3 separate regions of the Homo sapiens genome follow, and all the other regions are linked to region 1. A link is a contact called in ENCODE Hi-C data. All regions are on one chromosome and are shown on one strand. The core of a region is the stretch at or near the end of the contact, and the rest is flanking DNA. Distances in the headings are between cores, read along the strand shown.

Region 1 (4,615 bases), core at 1,204-3,703:
TAATACACTCTCACCACAAACTTAAGAATCCTAGAAAGATAGCAGGTTGTATAATTAAGTGCATAAGCCAAATTAATGATGCAGGGCCTATATCTTCAAAGAGCCTACGCTCCCAAGATTTCTTCACTTATGAATGGAAGAACAAAACTATAATGATGGGAATCACCTGACTTTTACAAAGCTAGATTCAACCATCATAATAAAGTATGTAATGTCACTCGTAATATAATGTACATGTCAGAGCATTTATCACAGGTATGTAAGTATTTTGACCTTCTGAAACACTAAAGTTTATCTCAAGCAGAGCGGGGAGAAAAATGTAGAATATCTGGCACCTCCAACAAGAACTGGCTTGGCATTTGACACTCTGAGATGCAGCTCTTTTTGAAGAGGCATCATGCTCTCTTAGATGCAAAGAGGTTAGTCCCGCGAGACTTTAACCAGGATTTGCAAGCCAGAGGAAGGACAGTTCACATTAGTGTTTATGTAGGGTGGCAAGAATTGCAGACAAACTATATTTTTCACAAATCACAGTAAATACCATTATTAGTAGTAGCCTCAAATTCAGAAATTAAGTGAATATGGGCATAAAATATATTATCTTTACCTTGGTTAAGTAACACAAGTGGTTAAGTAAATGTTTTAACATTTGGGATGATTAAAAGATATTTTGGAGCACATTAATTTCAAGACATCTTGCTAAGCTCTCTCCTTACTGTTAATACATGTTTCAAAATATAGATCCGATACTAGTATTGTCTCAGTTTTAGGCGCACACATCCCTATCATGTTGTTATACAAAGATGATGCCCCCATATATGTCCTGGGGGTAACTAGATCACCCAAAGGTCTCTCTACCTTTTGAAAGTACCTCACTCACCCAGCTTTAAGTGACCAGAGATTCCACGGCTTCATTTCAGTAGCTAAAACATCCAGAAGCCTCTATTAAGATGCAAATACTTTTCACAGGCTCCTTTGAAGATGGAAAATAAATAAATACATAAATAAATAAAAATAAATTTTTTAAAAGATGCAAATACCTCCTGGGAAAGGTAACAAGCCATATCATGTAATTGTGCTCAATTCTCTGTAAGAGAAACTCTTCAGTTTCAGATACTCTTAGGTCTTAGGAATTGAAAGCTAAGATCCAGAGGATAAAAGGAGGAAGGAAAATTTGATCAAGAGGTGTATGGGAAAGGAGGTGGAAGAAGCCCTATATTATAGACTATAACAGTCTTTATATTCTACAGATCATCAAAAGTTCTGATTGGCCTTTAACCCCTTAACTTTCATCCCAATGACACACCCAACACCCACACAATGCAAACCAAAACTAAGACGCACAGAAAACTTGCAGAGTTAAAATGCACTGGTGCCTTGCTGTCTTCCATTATCTTACAAAATGGCAAAACTGCAAATGTATGCTTTTTAAAAAGCCAACTCAATGACTGTGTCCAATGAAGAGCCACTGACGTATGAGAGACATTAATAATTTTCTTTCAATATCACTAAACTAGCCTAATTTTATCTTTAAGACAAACTCTTGATTCCCCCCTTAAGGGCTTTTTTAGTTCAAACTATTAATAGACACAATAAATTAAAAAAAAAAAATTAAAGTCCCCAACATCTTCCTAGGAGCATTACACAACGAGATGACTTTGAACGACTTTCCTCAGGATATATTCCAGTGCCCTGTAGAGAACTTTCCCCATCCCTGTAGACATGTGAGTAAGTAAAGAACACCTCAAGAACAAACTTTGTTGGCCACCAGCAGGGGAGCTCTTCAGCTTTTGTCCCCAAATCCATTCAAACAAAAGAAGCTCCGACTCCTCCAACCCACCCTTCGGACCCGCACCCCGCGGGGACTCTCCAGATGCGGGTGTCCACTCCCCCGCCAGCCCTACTTACTCCTCAACGCCCCAATGAGCAGAGAGCCGTCCTTAATGAGCTCCTTGATGAACTTGTTGGTTCGCTCCAGCTCAATCTCGTGACACTGCAAGCGCTCCCTGAAATCTGGGCTGTCCAAGTAGGAATCGCTGAACTCCAGAGTGGGCAGCCCCATGGCACAGGCGCTGCCAGCGGCGGCCGCGGACACGTCCGGGCCGGAGGTCAGGGCGGGGGCAGCCGGCGGCCGCGGCGGGCGCTGGGGTCGCGCGATCGCGGGGAAGGCGCCGGGACGCGAGGGGACTGATTGCGCGGAGGAAACGGGCCCCGAGCGCCGCGCCGCCTGCGCCGGGCTCAGTCTTCCTCCCCCGAGGCTAGGCGAGCGCAGGCGCGGGCGGCGGGCCGAGGCGCGAGTCCCCTCAGGTTGTTGTCATCTGGACGCATCGTCGTTCGGAACGCGGGGGCGGCGAGGCTCCGGGCCGCGGCCGGAGCAGGAAAGTTTCTCTCACGGCGCGCAGACACTTCCGGCAGTTCCACTCCCCAACTCTCTTGACAGTCGTCGGCGTTGTGAGCCAGAAGCAGCGCACAGCCGCAACTCCGGCCGGGCTGGGGAAACCCTCCCCCTCGGCGGACGCAGGCTCAGAGCGCTTGCAAATCGCACCCGGGCTCCCAGACCCTCCTCCCCGCCGCCGCGCTCCCACCCAGCGCCACCCCGCCCCTTCGCCCCTTTGCCCTCCTGCCCCACCCGTCCGCCCGCACTGGGCTCCAGGGCTCCCCGCGCTGCAGCCCCGCGCTTGCGCTCCGGCCTTGGCTGGGGTGTTAGCCCTGTCCCCTCTTGGGCCCCTGGTTTCGGCTAGCCCTTGGTGACACTTCGGGGTCCCTCGCTCCACAAAAGGATCTGACTCCCAATATACCTCCCCTAACAGTGTCCCCTCCACCCACTCCCTACAATTCTCTGGGAGAAAAACCAACGTTAAGTTTCCCTAAAGTCTGAGTATTTTGAAGCGTAGATGGAAGATACTACTGTCTAGCGTTCGTTTAGATTTTACTTCACACTTCCCCACCGAATGCATTTGAATTCCACGTTGAAAAATTGTCCCGTCGCTCTCCCACCCCTCAGCTTCAATGATCCAGCCTGGAGGTGTTTCTTCCCCCTGCCCCCACTCCATAGCTGGGAAGGTGGGACGATTTTTCAAGTCATCCTCACTCTGCTTACGTGCTCCTACTTCTAGTAGAATACCTATTTGCATCACAATAGTAGTATCTCCTATTGGCACCTGGATGGAATTGTCCTAGGAGCGGGAAAATTTTCAAATTGTTGAAGTGGACTGGAGTTTGAAATAAATAGTTAACTCCTACCCACAGGCTTTATCCTTCCTCCGGTGGAGGTTCACCTAATAAATTTCTGTTCTCTTAAAACCTTGACAGCAAAAGAAACGACTGCTTTACATCTCGTCCTGACATCATCTATAGGATTTCTGAGAACTCGGATATTGTTCTTAAGGATCTGCTTTTAATTTCTGCATTTTCATTGCTTTGTCCATATGAACCATCTGTTTAAAAACTATTCTACAGATCATGGGAAAAATTCCACTAAAGTGCTTTACATTTTTCCCAATTAAGTTTCAGAGCCAGTCAAGATTCTTGGTTTCAATTTTTTAAATGTACAGGAACATTAAAAATAACATGTAAACCTAAAACAGATAAGATAATGTAAACAGTATGGGCCAGGCGCAGTGACTTAACGCCTGTAATACCAGCATTCTGGGAGGCTGATGCAGGAGAATCACTTGAGGTCAGGAGTTGGAGACCATACTGGCCAACACGGTGAAACCCAGTTTCTACTAAAAAATACAAAAATTAGCTGGGCCTGGTGGCGCACGCCTGTAGTCCCAGCTACTTGGGAGGCTGAGGCAGGAGAGTCACTGGAATCCGGGAGGCGGCGATTGCCATGAGCCGAGATTACGAGATTACTCCACCGCACTCCAGCCTGAGTGACAGAACGACTCCATCTCAAAACACCTTCCATCCATATTCACATCTTTGGCCCCATATTGGCAAAATGACCAGTCACTATTAGAGCCATTTTAACTCCAAGTGTTAAATTTGTTTTTGTTAACTAAATACTCTTCAATTTTTTTTTTCTTTTGCAGGTTTGGGGAAGGGAGAGGCAGTAATTCTGTTTGTCAGTTAATGAAATGACATGACATAAACACCAGTGGACTGTGTCTCACCAGAGGTGATTTTGTATTTACTCATTACTCTGCCTGAAAGACAAAAAATCACCCAGGCCAAACAGTTTCCTTTCAACTTTTGCCATGTTGCTGTTCCTATCAACTGAATCCAGTGCCAAACTGCTGAGATACGAAACGATAAAATATAACATTCTCTTCTTGTTTTTCATTAAATCATCGTACTGTGATTAAGTCTTTAAAAATGCATCATTGGTGTTTCATAAGTTGCATTTAATATGTTGGATGTCAATGTTTAGTTTTCTTTAAAAGTGTTACATGCCAGGGCAGATGTATTGTACATTCTATGATACAGGTTATCATTTGCCCATTCATGTATGTAATGATATGTTTTATGTCTACTGTCTACATTACTAAGGTCTGGGTGGGGAAGTGATTTCTATAAAAAGACAGAAGCATTATCCGTGACCTCAAGCAGTTCTCAGAAAAAGGAAATGTGGAAAATAAGTACCCATAAAGCATAAGGCAGAATATGCTGT
Region 2 (4,615 bases), core at 1,372-3,871, 4.3 Mb after region 1:
ATATCCAGAATCTAAATGAACTCAAACAAATTTACAAGAAAAAAACAAATAACCCCATAAAAAGTGGGCAAAGGATATGAACAGACACTTCTCGAAAGAAGACATTTATGCAGCCAAAAAGCACATGAAAAAATGCTCATCGTCATTGGCCATCAGAGAAACGCAAATCAAAACCACTATGAGATACCATCTCACACCAGTTAGAATGGCAATCATTAAAAAGTCAGGAAACAACAGGTGCTGGAGAGGATGTGGAGAAATAGGAACACTTTTACACTGTTGGTGGGACTGTAAACTAGTTTAACCATTGTGGAAGTCAGTGTGGCGATTCCTCAGGGATCTAGAACTAGAAATACCATTTGACCCAGCCATCCCATTACTGGGTATATACCCAAAGGACTATAAATTATGCTGCTATAGAGACACATGCACTGGTACGTTTATTGCGGCACTATTCACAATAGTAAAGACTTGGAACCAACCCAAATGTCCAACAATGATAGACTGGATTAAGAAAATGTGGCACATATACACCATGGAATACTATGCAGCCATAAAAATTGATGAGTTCATGTCCTTTGTAGGGACATGGATGAAGCTGGAAACCATCATTCTCAGCAAACTATCACAAGGACGAAGAAACAAACACCGCATGTTCTCACTCATAGGTGGGAATTGAACAATGAGATCACATGGACACAGGAAGGGGAACATCACACTCTGGGGACTGTTGTGGGGTGGGGTGAGGGGGGAGAGATAGCATTAGGAGATATGCCTAATGCTAAATAACGAGTTCATGGGTGCAGCACACCAGCATGGCACATGTATACATATGTAACAAACCTGCACGTTGTGAACATGTACCCTAAAACTTAAAGTATAATAATAATAAAATTTAAAAAAAGAAATAAAAGAAATTATAAAACAAACAAAAAATCTGAGTGTATTTGTCCCCATTTCCAAGCTAACAGGATTGGTGAAAATAAAATGGACTAAAGTAGGCTATCCTATAGGGAACTAAATTGCAAATAAATCCAGTATTGAGATGTTTGCCTTGATTTTGCCTATTTCTATCCATAGCTCAGTTTGAAACGACCATATTCGTGAAATGCCAGAGTTTGTTTAGATTACTGAAGGTATATTATTTGAGACCTCAAATCCAAATGACTTCCAAATTAGGATACCCAGAATATTTTTGGTCCTGACTGTTGCAGTATTATGCTCACCTTAATTTAATCTTCATAATTGAAAATAAGCAGAATCCACAATAAGTTTTTTTTTTTTTTTTGGAGACAGAGACTCACCCTGTTGCCCAGGTTGGAGCGCAGTGGCGTGATCTTAGCTCACTGCGACCTCCGCCTCCTGGGTTCCAGCAATTATCCTGTCTCAGCCTCCCGAGTAGCTGGGATTACAGGCGTATGACACCATGCTCAGCTAATTTTTGTAGTTTTAGCAGAGACGGGGTTTCACCATATTGGCCAGGCTGGTCTTGAACTCTTGAACTCAGGTAATACACCTGCCTTGGCCTCCCAAAGTGCTGGGATTACAGGCGTGAGCCACTGTGCCTGGCCAGGATTGGATATTTTAAAGGTTGGATCACTTGAAAATGGGGGAACAATGATCTGTGTGAGATCTATTTGGTTTCTATTATTAAACTTCTTGAAACTCAGAGCCAGGTGCAGTAGTGGTGAGTACCTGTAGTTCCAGCTACTCAGGAGGCTCAAGTGGGAGGATCACTTGAGCCCAGGAGTTCAACTCCAGCCTGGGCAACATAACAAGACTCCATTAAAAGAAAAAAAAAAAAAAAACTTTTTGAAACTCAGCTGCTACACATTGACTTTCCTCATTGTATATGTGCACCAGGTAGCTAAGGATACTTCAGGTCTTATATTTGGTTTTTCATAGGCAATCATGCATTCCCAAAAAAAAAGCGTTTTTTTCTAGAACTGGTATCGATAATTGTATCATTCTCATAAAATATTTTATTTATCCCAACTGATTTGCCTGTGATCACCCAGACTCACTTATCCAGAGACACACAAATGGGCAGGCAGGTAGACAAACGCTACACCTGCCTGCCCTTTAGGAGCTAACAATGTGATTACCTCTCCTCTCCACGCGCAACCCCTTCCGCCCTCAACACACACATTCATATCTTCCTTATTCTATTAATGAACATTTCCTCGGTGCTCACACAGCTCGTGCTAGGTTGCTCAGTGGTGTCATTTACAATATACTGAAAAATGAAAATGATATCCTCAGCGGGGCGTAATGTAGGGCTGAAAGGGAAAACACATTCCTGGCCCGGAATTTCTTAAACATTTAGAGCTGGTGAAATGGTTGTGTAGAGGTTGGGGAATTTCCCCAGCCTTCCCCGCTTAACCGAGTCTGATGCTGAGCTGAGCCAGGGCAGCTGAGATGCGCAGGGCTTGGGATTTACCTCTTCAGCCACTGGGAGGCCCTCTGCGTTCCCCTTTCCCCGGTGCCTGGCTGCGATTACTCACTCGCGCAGTGGCACCAGCCTTCCACCAGGGAGCCTCGAACGAGCTCTCCCGCCCTCTCCCCGCCCCCCCACCCCCATCTGCAGCTTGCTGGCTCTCTCTTTCTCCTTCTCTGTCTCACTCTCTCTCTTTCTCTCCCTCTCCTATCGGAGCACAATGAAAGCCTGTGTATCGCCGTGACTCCGGGCGCGAGCCAGTGTCAGCAAAGCGGCTAACAACAGACGAGAAAGAGAAAGGAAAATACAAGCTACTTTTTTTTTCCATCTATAAAGCGGAGCAAATACAGGAGATAGAACCAGATTGCTTATTGCGAGTCCAGACCCTCAGATCCACTGGCCGGGGATGGAATGTACAAAAGTGGACAGAAAAGTGGCTGGACATGACTCGGTGCAATTTGCTGGAAGTTTGTAAGTTTGACCATCGTTTGTAAATTACTCTCGGAAGAGTTTGTCTCTCTTGATACTGTATTAGAATAGAGCCGGGGGTGAGGAATAGAAACGTAAGCGGGAAAGAAAAAAATGTGTTGAAGGATCTCTCTCAGTGGCTAGCGACTTAAGATTGCTTTTCATTTAAGGCTAGGAAACCTTAGAGGGAGTGAGGATTTTACCGGTGATTGGATTAGCTGAAGAAAAAAGCATGGTCCAAAAGTCCAATTACTGACATTGTTAACAGTTGAAAAGCTGTCTCCCTCTTTTGGGAGAAGACAACATCCTACAGTACCCCAAAGAGGAGAAAACACCGGAGCGAAAGGAAAGGGAGGAAAAATTAAAAGCCAAAAGACAGTCTCCCTTGATTTTTGCACATTTTGAACAGTGACTTAAACATCTTCTGAAACAGCACTGTTTTGTTTTGTTTTGGTTTTTTATTTAACCTGAGGAAAAGTCAAGGCTGCTGGTTACATAGACATGGTAGAAATGTGTTTCTCTGCAGAAACATCCCCATAAAGAATTGTCGGAAACAACTAGGTGAGGGGGAGTCCTCTCTATTAATACCTCTCTCAATACCTTTTGCTGTGTGTTTCTGTCTCTTGCTGGACAATCCCTGAATTCTTGATCTAACCCCCAGATCGTGTGTTTACAAAGTACCTAGTGGCTCTTGTCAGCTTGGTGGAGGAAAAAAAATCCACCAACTCTGTCCAACTTCTCCAGAGCTGTCAAATGCAATTAGAGTAAGTTAATCAGGGTTTGTTTCCAACTTATCCTCCCCCCAGTTGGTTTCTATTCTTTCTCCCCACCCTCTTTTTACTAACTCCCCTCCCCCACAACTTCTCCACGGCTCCCCCACAACCTCTGAAGACCTCTATTCATGTGGCCCTGAACACTGAGCTCACATTGTCAAAAACAGACTTGCCTGCAATAGCCAGCAGTAGCCTCTTTCCACCTCACCATCCCAGAGGCAGCAATCATTGTGTCCGGTAAGATGGGGGACACAGCGCCCCCGCAGGCCCCCGCAGGAGGGCTAGGGGGGGCCTCTGGGGCGGGGCTCCTTGGAGGGGGCTCAGTCACCCCGAGAGTGCACAGTGCTATCGTGGAGCGCCTCCGGGCTCGGATCGCTGTCTGCCGCCAACACCACCTGAGCTGTGAAGGACGATATGAACGAGGTAGGGCCGAGAGCTCAGACCGGGAAAGAGAAAGCACCTTGCAGCTCCTGAGCCTTGTACAGCATGGCCAGGGGGCAAGGAAAGCTGGCAAACACACCAAGGCCACCGCCACTGCTGCCACCACTACAGCCCCTCCACCGCCCCCTGCTGCCCCTCCTGCGGCCTCCCAAGCAGCAGCAACAGCAGCCCCACCGCCCCCACCAGACTATCACCATCACCACCAGCAGCACCTGCTGAACAGTAGCAATAATGGTGGCAGTGGTGGGATAAACGGAGAGCAGCAGCCGCCCGCTTCAACCCCAGGGGACCAGAGGAACTCAGCCCTGATTGCGGTAAGCACCTGGCTTTCTCATGGTTCTGGCTGTGGTCCTGTGACCTTTTGTGAGGGTAGAGTTTGCTTTGGCCTAAGGTAGAGTGGATGGCAATGAAAAAGGCCAAGATGTCACCTGACTACCTTAAAGGCCATTGGGTGTGTTCGGGTGGTTTCATGCGCCTACTCATCATGTTCTGTTGG
Region 3 (4,615 bases), core at 1,229-3,728, 3.2 Mb before region 1:
ACTCTTAAAATCCTTTGCCAAAATAAGGGATGGTCAAATATATGAAACATGTCTTTAGAAAATTTAGGAGATAAATTTATTTTTAAATTTTGAAACACAAAACAATTTTGAATCTTGCTCTCTTAAAGAAAGCATCTTGTATATTAAAAATCAAAAGATGAGGCTTTCTTACATATACATCTTAGTTGATTATTAAAAAAGGAAAAATATGGTTTCCAGAGAAAAGGCCAATACCTAAGCATTTTTTCCATGAGAAGCACTGCATACTTACCTATGTGGACTATAATAACCTGTCTCCAAAACCATGCCATAATAATATAAGTGCTTTAGAAATTAAATCATTGTGTTTTTTATGCATTTTGCTGAGGCATGCTTATTCATTTAACACCTATCTCAAAAACTTACTTAGAAGGTTTTTTATTATAGTCCTACAAAAGACAATGTATAAGCTGTAACAGAATTTTGAATTGTTTTTCTTTGCAAAACCCCTCCACAAAAGCAAATCCTTTCAAGAATGGCATGGGCATTCTGTATGAACCTTTCCAGATGGTGTTCAGTGAAAGATGTGGGTAGTTGAGAACTTAAAAAGTGAACATTGAAACATCGACGTAACTGGAAATTAGGTGGGATATTTGATAGGATCCATATCTAATAATGGATTCGAACTCTCCAAACTACACCAATTAATTTAATGTATCTTGCTTTTGTGTTCCCGTCTTTTTGAAATATAGACATGGATTTATAATGGCATTTTATATTTGGCAGGCCATCATAGATTATTTACAACCTAAAAGCTTTTGTGTATCAAAAAAATCACATTTTATTAATGTAAATTTCTAATCGTATACTTGCTCACTGTTCTGATTTCCTGTTTCTGAACCAAGTAAAATCAGTCCTAGAGGCTATGGTTCTTAATCTATGGAGCTTGCTTTAAGAAGCCAGTTGTCAATTGTGGTAACACAAGTTTGGCCCTGCTGTCCTACTGTTTAATAGAAAACTGTTTTACATTGGTTAATGGTATTTAGAGTAATTTTTTCTCTCTGCCTCCTTTGTGTCTGTTTTAAAGGAGACTAACTCCAGGAGTAGGAAATGATTCATCATCCTCCAAAGCAAGAGGCTTAAGAGAGAAACACCGAAATTCAGATAGCTCAGGGACTGCTAACAGAGAACTACATTTTTCTTATTGCCTTGAAAGTTAAAAGGAAAGCAGATTTCTTCAGTGACTTTGTGGTCCTACTAACTACAACCAGTTTGGGTGACAGGGCTGGTAAAGTCCCAGTGTTAGATGAGTGACCTAAATATACTTAGATTTCTAAGTATGGTGCTCTCAGGTCCAAGTTCAACTATTCTTAAGCAGTGCAATTCTTCCCAGTTATTTGAGATGAAAGATCTCTGCTTATTGAAGATGTACCTTCTAAAACTTTCCTAAAAGTGTCTGATGTTTTTACTCAAGAGGGGAGTGGTAAAATTAAATACTCTATTGTTCAATTCTCTAAAATCCCAGAACACAATCAGAAATAGCTCAGGCAGACACTAATAATTAAGAACGCTCTTCCTCTTCATAACTGCTTTGCAAGTTTCCTGTGAAAACATCAGTTTCCTGTACCAAAGTCAAAATGAACGTTACATCACTCTAACCTGAACAGCTCACAATGTAGCTGTAAATATAAAAAATGAGAGTGTTCTACCCAGTTTTCAATAAACCTTCCAGGCTGCAATAACCAGCAAGGTTTTCAGTTAAAGCCCTATCTGCACTTTTTATTTATTAGCTGAAATGTAAGCAGGCATATTCACTCACTTTTCTTTGCCTTTCCTGAGAGTTTTATTAAAACTTCTCCCTTGGTTACCTGTTATCTTTTGCACTTCTAACATGTAGCCAATAAATCTATTTGATAGCCATCAAAGGAATAAAAAGCTGGCCGTACAAATTACATTTCAAAACAAACCCTAATAAATCCACATTTCCGCATGGCTCATTCACCTGGAATAATGCCTTTTATTGAATATGTTCTTATAGGGCAAAACACTTTCATAAGTAGAGTTTTTTATGTTTTTTGTCATATCGGTAACATGCAGCTTTTTCCTCTCATAGCATTTTCTATAGCGAATGTAATATGCCTCTTATCTTCATGAAAAATAAATATTGCTTTTGAACAAAACTACTCCATTATTTAGTACTCAATTGCAGTTTTAAAAGGTGTACACTGCTAAAAAAGAAAAAAAAAAAGAAAAGAAAACTTCCAGCTGGACGCGGGGGCTCAAGCCTGTAATCCTAGCACTTGGGGAGGCCGAGGGGGTGGATCACACGGAGATCGAGACCATCCTGGTCAACATGGCGAAACCCTGTCTCTACTAAAAATACAAAAATGAGCCAGGTGTGGTGGTGGGCGCCTTTAGTCCCAGCTACTCAGGAGATTGAGGCAGGAGAATCACTTGAACCGGGAGGCAGAGGTTGCAGTAAGCCGAGATCACGCCACTGCACTCCAGCCTGGGCTGCAGAACAAGACTCCTTTCAAAAAAAAAAAAAAGGAAAACTTTTTTTCACAAATGCATCAAACTGTTTGGAATGACAAGATTGAGTGATTTCTGAAGGCTTCATTTTATAATGCCCGAAAGAACAACACTTTGTTCCCCAATTACAGGCTTCTGTTCTGTCTTTGTCCTGCAGCTGCACAGTGGGGCAAGACTTGGGTTTGGTTTTGTTGCTGCTTTGTTGCTTCTTCATTTGACTGTTTCCCCATGAGTCTTATAATGAATTATGTTCTCCTCTGACATTGTTCCTCACCTAAGAAAATCCACAGCTGTCTCTTCCTTGAGGCCTGAAGTCAACAACATTACAACCTCATTTCCCTTTTATCCACCTCCTTTTCCCATCTGGGTGGACACCCCAGCCAACTAGTGATTCAGTGTTATCAGTTCAGACAGACCAGTTTAGGAGCTACACTCCTATATCATTTGCTTTGTAATTTGTGAAGAGGCACATAGCATAAAGAGAGCTCTTCTAGCTGCAATGCACATGCAAGAATTTTTGCTTTTGATTATAGCCTAATCTTTATATCATCCTGCTGGAGACAAAATAGCAGCTGCAGTGTTGAATGAAACTCTGCCATTTTAGTGGTTTTAGGTCATTTGGGGAATGGGAGTAAAGACCTGTATTCTGTGGCAAGAATTAATTTTACCATCAGAAATACTAGCTAGTGTGTGAGCATGGGAGAGGGATGGGGACAGGGTCGAATAATTCTGTGCCTAATAGCTAATTCAAGTAACTGGGGTTTTTAGGTAAAAAGTCATAATAGTAATATATATATGTATATATATGTGAATATATGTGTATATATGTATGTATATATGTTGCATTTTAATACAAAGACATTAAGAATTTTATTTCATTTCCTGAAATGTTCACATGTCCAGTTTTATTCTGAGAATAACTCAACAGATGTCTAAATTGTTGATACTCTCCTAGGTTCCTCATAGAATATTAAATTAAAATTCAATAGATTAGTATTCATGCCTGAAGTCCTAGGAAATATAATTTTGTTTATTGGCAGCCCTAGTCAAACATGCTAGAAGACAGAATATTTATAATTCACTGGTTTTATTGACATTCACTCAAATTCTGTTGTTTTTAAAGATCAAGTTAAAGACTACACAGACCTTCAAAACTTAGCATAGCACAACTGGGATATCTCTCAAATAAAATAGGCATCAACAAGGGATAAGCAACTAACCACTTAATGTAAGACTTTATGCTTGCTTTTCCAGTTATATTTCTGAATTTTGCAAACTAATTTGTGTCCTTTTTTTGAATAAATTTCATTTCTATAGAGATGTCTAAAAATTATTTAGCAGACTACATTAAAAGAGAGTGGAGCTAACTTCTTAACATAGGTTAATATACTCAGTGCAACAAGCTGTGGACCAAGAAATCTTCATTTTCTAGCAAAATCATTTGACTTTGTGATTATTTTAAACTGTTTATACTTATTGCCAGGTTTAGTGACCAGAAACCAAATGTTAAAATCATTCTTGGATTCAATTTACATTTTAAATAATACCTACAATACAAGTTCCCTTTTAAGAACTAAGGTCTCTAACCTGTTTCTGGTTGAGGTCATAGTATAAATTTCTCCTCTTCAGGCCTTCTAGTGTCTTTCTAGACTTTCCTTTCTCCCTGTGTCTCCCACAGGCTTCCTTTCTCACCTGCCTCTACTTGTCAGTCTTCAAATCAGAGAAAATCAGGATCAATATCTGCTTTGGGAAAGACAGGAGATAGATCAGTCGAGGAGATCAACTGCATGGTTACCCAAGTGAGCAATTAATAGGGTAAAATTCCCAACTGCTTTAAGAAATCACTGCTTTTTGAGAGTCAAACACATCAGGTGCATATTTTTCAGTACTGTCCACTTTGGTGCAAACTTCAGGATATGGTGGTAGATATTTGTTGACTTCTGTCAATAGAAATTTAGCCACAGTCAATATGGGGAAAATTGACTAAATTACATGTTTCATTCATTCATTCAACAGCAAATACATTAAAGCCCGCTATGTATCAGACATGCTTTGAGGCTTGAAACACAAGATTCACAACAGAGGATAAAACTAGAGAAAGATA

What was found. Hi-C counts contacts between places; a loop is a spot of excess contacts on that map. Pooled maps may share reads with other maps.
Region 2: a map with no recorded cell type shows a loop between it and region 1 (5-fold over the local background). The contact joins the promoter of MAML2 here to the promoter of ARHGAP42 in region 1. A Hi-C loop is called at or near these places in 3 of 37 single-sample maps with no recorded cell type and 3 of 50 pooled maps.
Region 3: a loop to region 1 is called in a map with no recorded cell type, with 9 times the contacts of the local background. The contact joins the promoter of PDGFDDN here to the promoter of ARHGAP42 in region 1. A Hi-C loop is called at or near these places in 6 of 37 single-sample maps with no recorded cell type and 4 of 50 pooled maps.

What each region holds. Positions count from the first base shown.
Region 1 is chr11:100,685,126-100,689,740 of GRCh38, reverse strand. ARHGAP42 (Rho GTPase activating protein 42) reads right to left here and starts at 2,453. Exons shown (of 24, transcript NM_152432.4): 1 at 1,909-2,453. The coding sequence starts at 2,062. ARHGAP42-AS1 (ARHGAP42 antisense RNA 1) reads left to right here and starts at 1,786. Exons shown (of 2, transcript NR_133571.1): 1 at 1,786-2,108; 2 at 4,038-4,615. RefSeq lists enhancers at 1,689-2,058, 2,379-2,428, 2,142-2,852 and silencers at 2,079-2,248, 2,549-2,738, 2,789-3,083.
Region 2 is chr11:96,341,201-96,345,815 of GRCh38, reverse strand. MAML2 (mastermind like transcriptional coactivator 2) reads left to right here and starts at 2,621. Exons shown (of 5, transcript NM_032427.4): 1 at 2,621-4,433. The coding sequence starts at 3,921. MIR1260B (microRNA 1260b) reads right to left here and starts at 4,378; the gene lies at 4,290-4,378. RefSeq lists silencers at 2,438-2,627, 3,745-4,004.
Region 3 is chr11:103,904,733-103,909,347 of GRCh38, reverse strand. It overlaps PDGFDDN (PDGFD downstream neighbor), which reads left to right and starts at 2,478. Exons shown (of 4, transcript XR_947960.3): 1 at 2,478-4,615. PDGFD (platelet derived growth factor D) reads left to right here. Exons shown (of 7, transcript NM_025208.5): 7 at 1-2,159.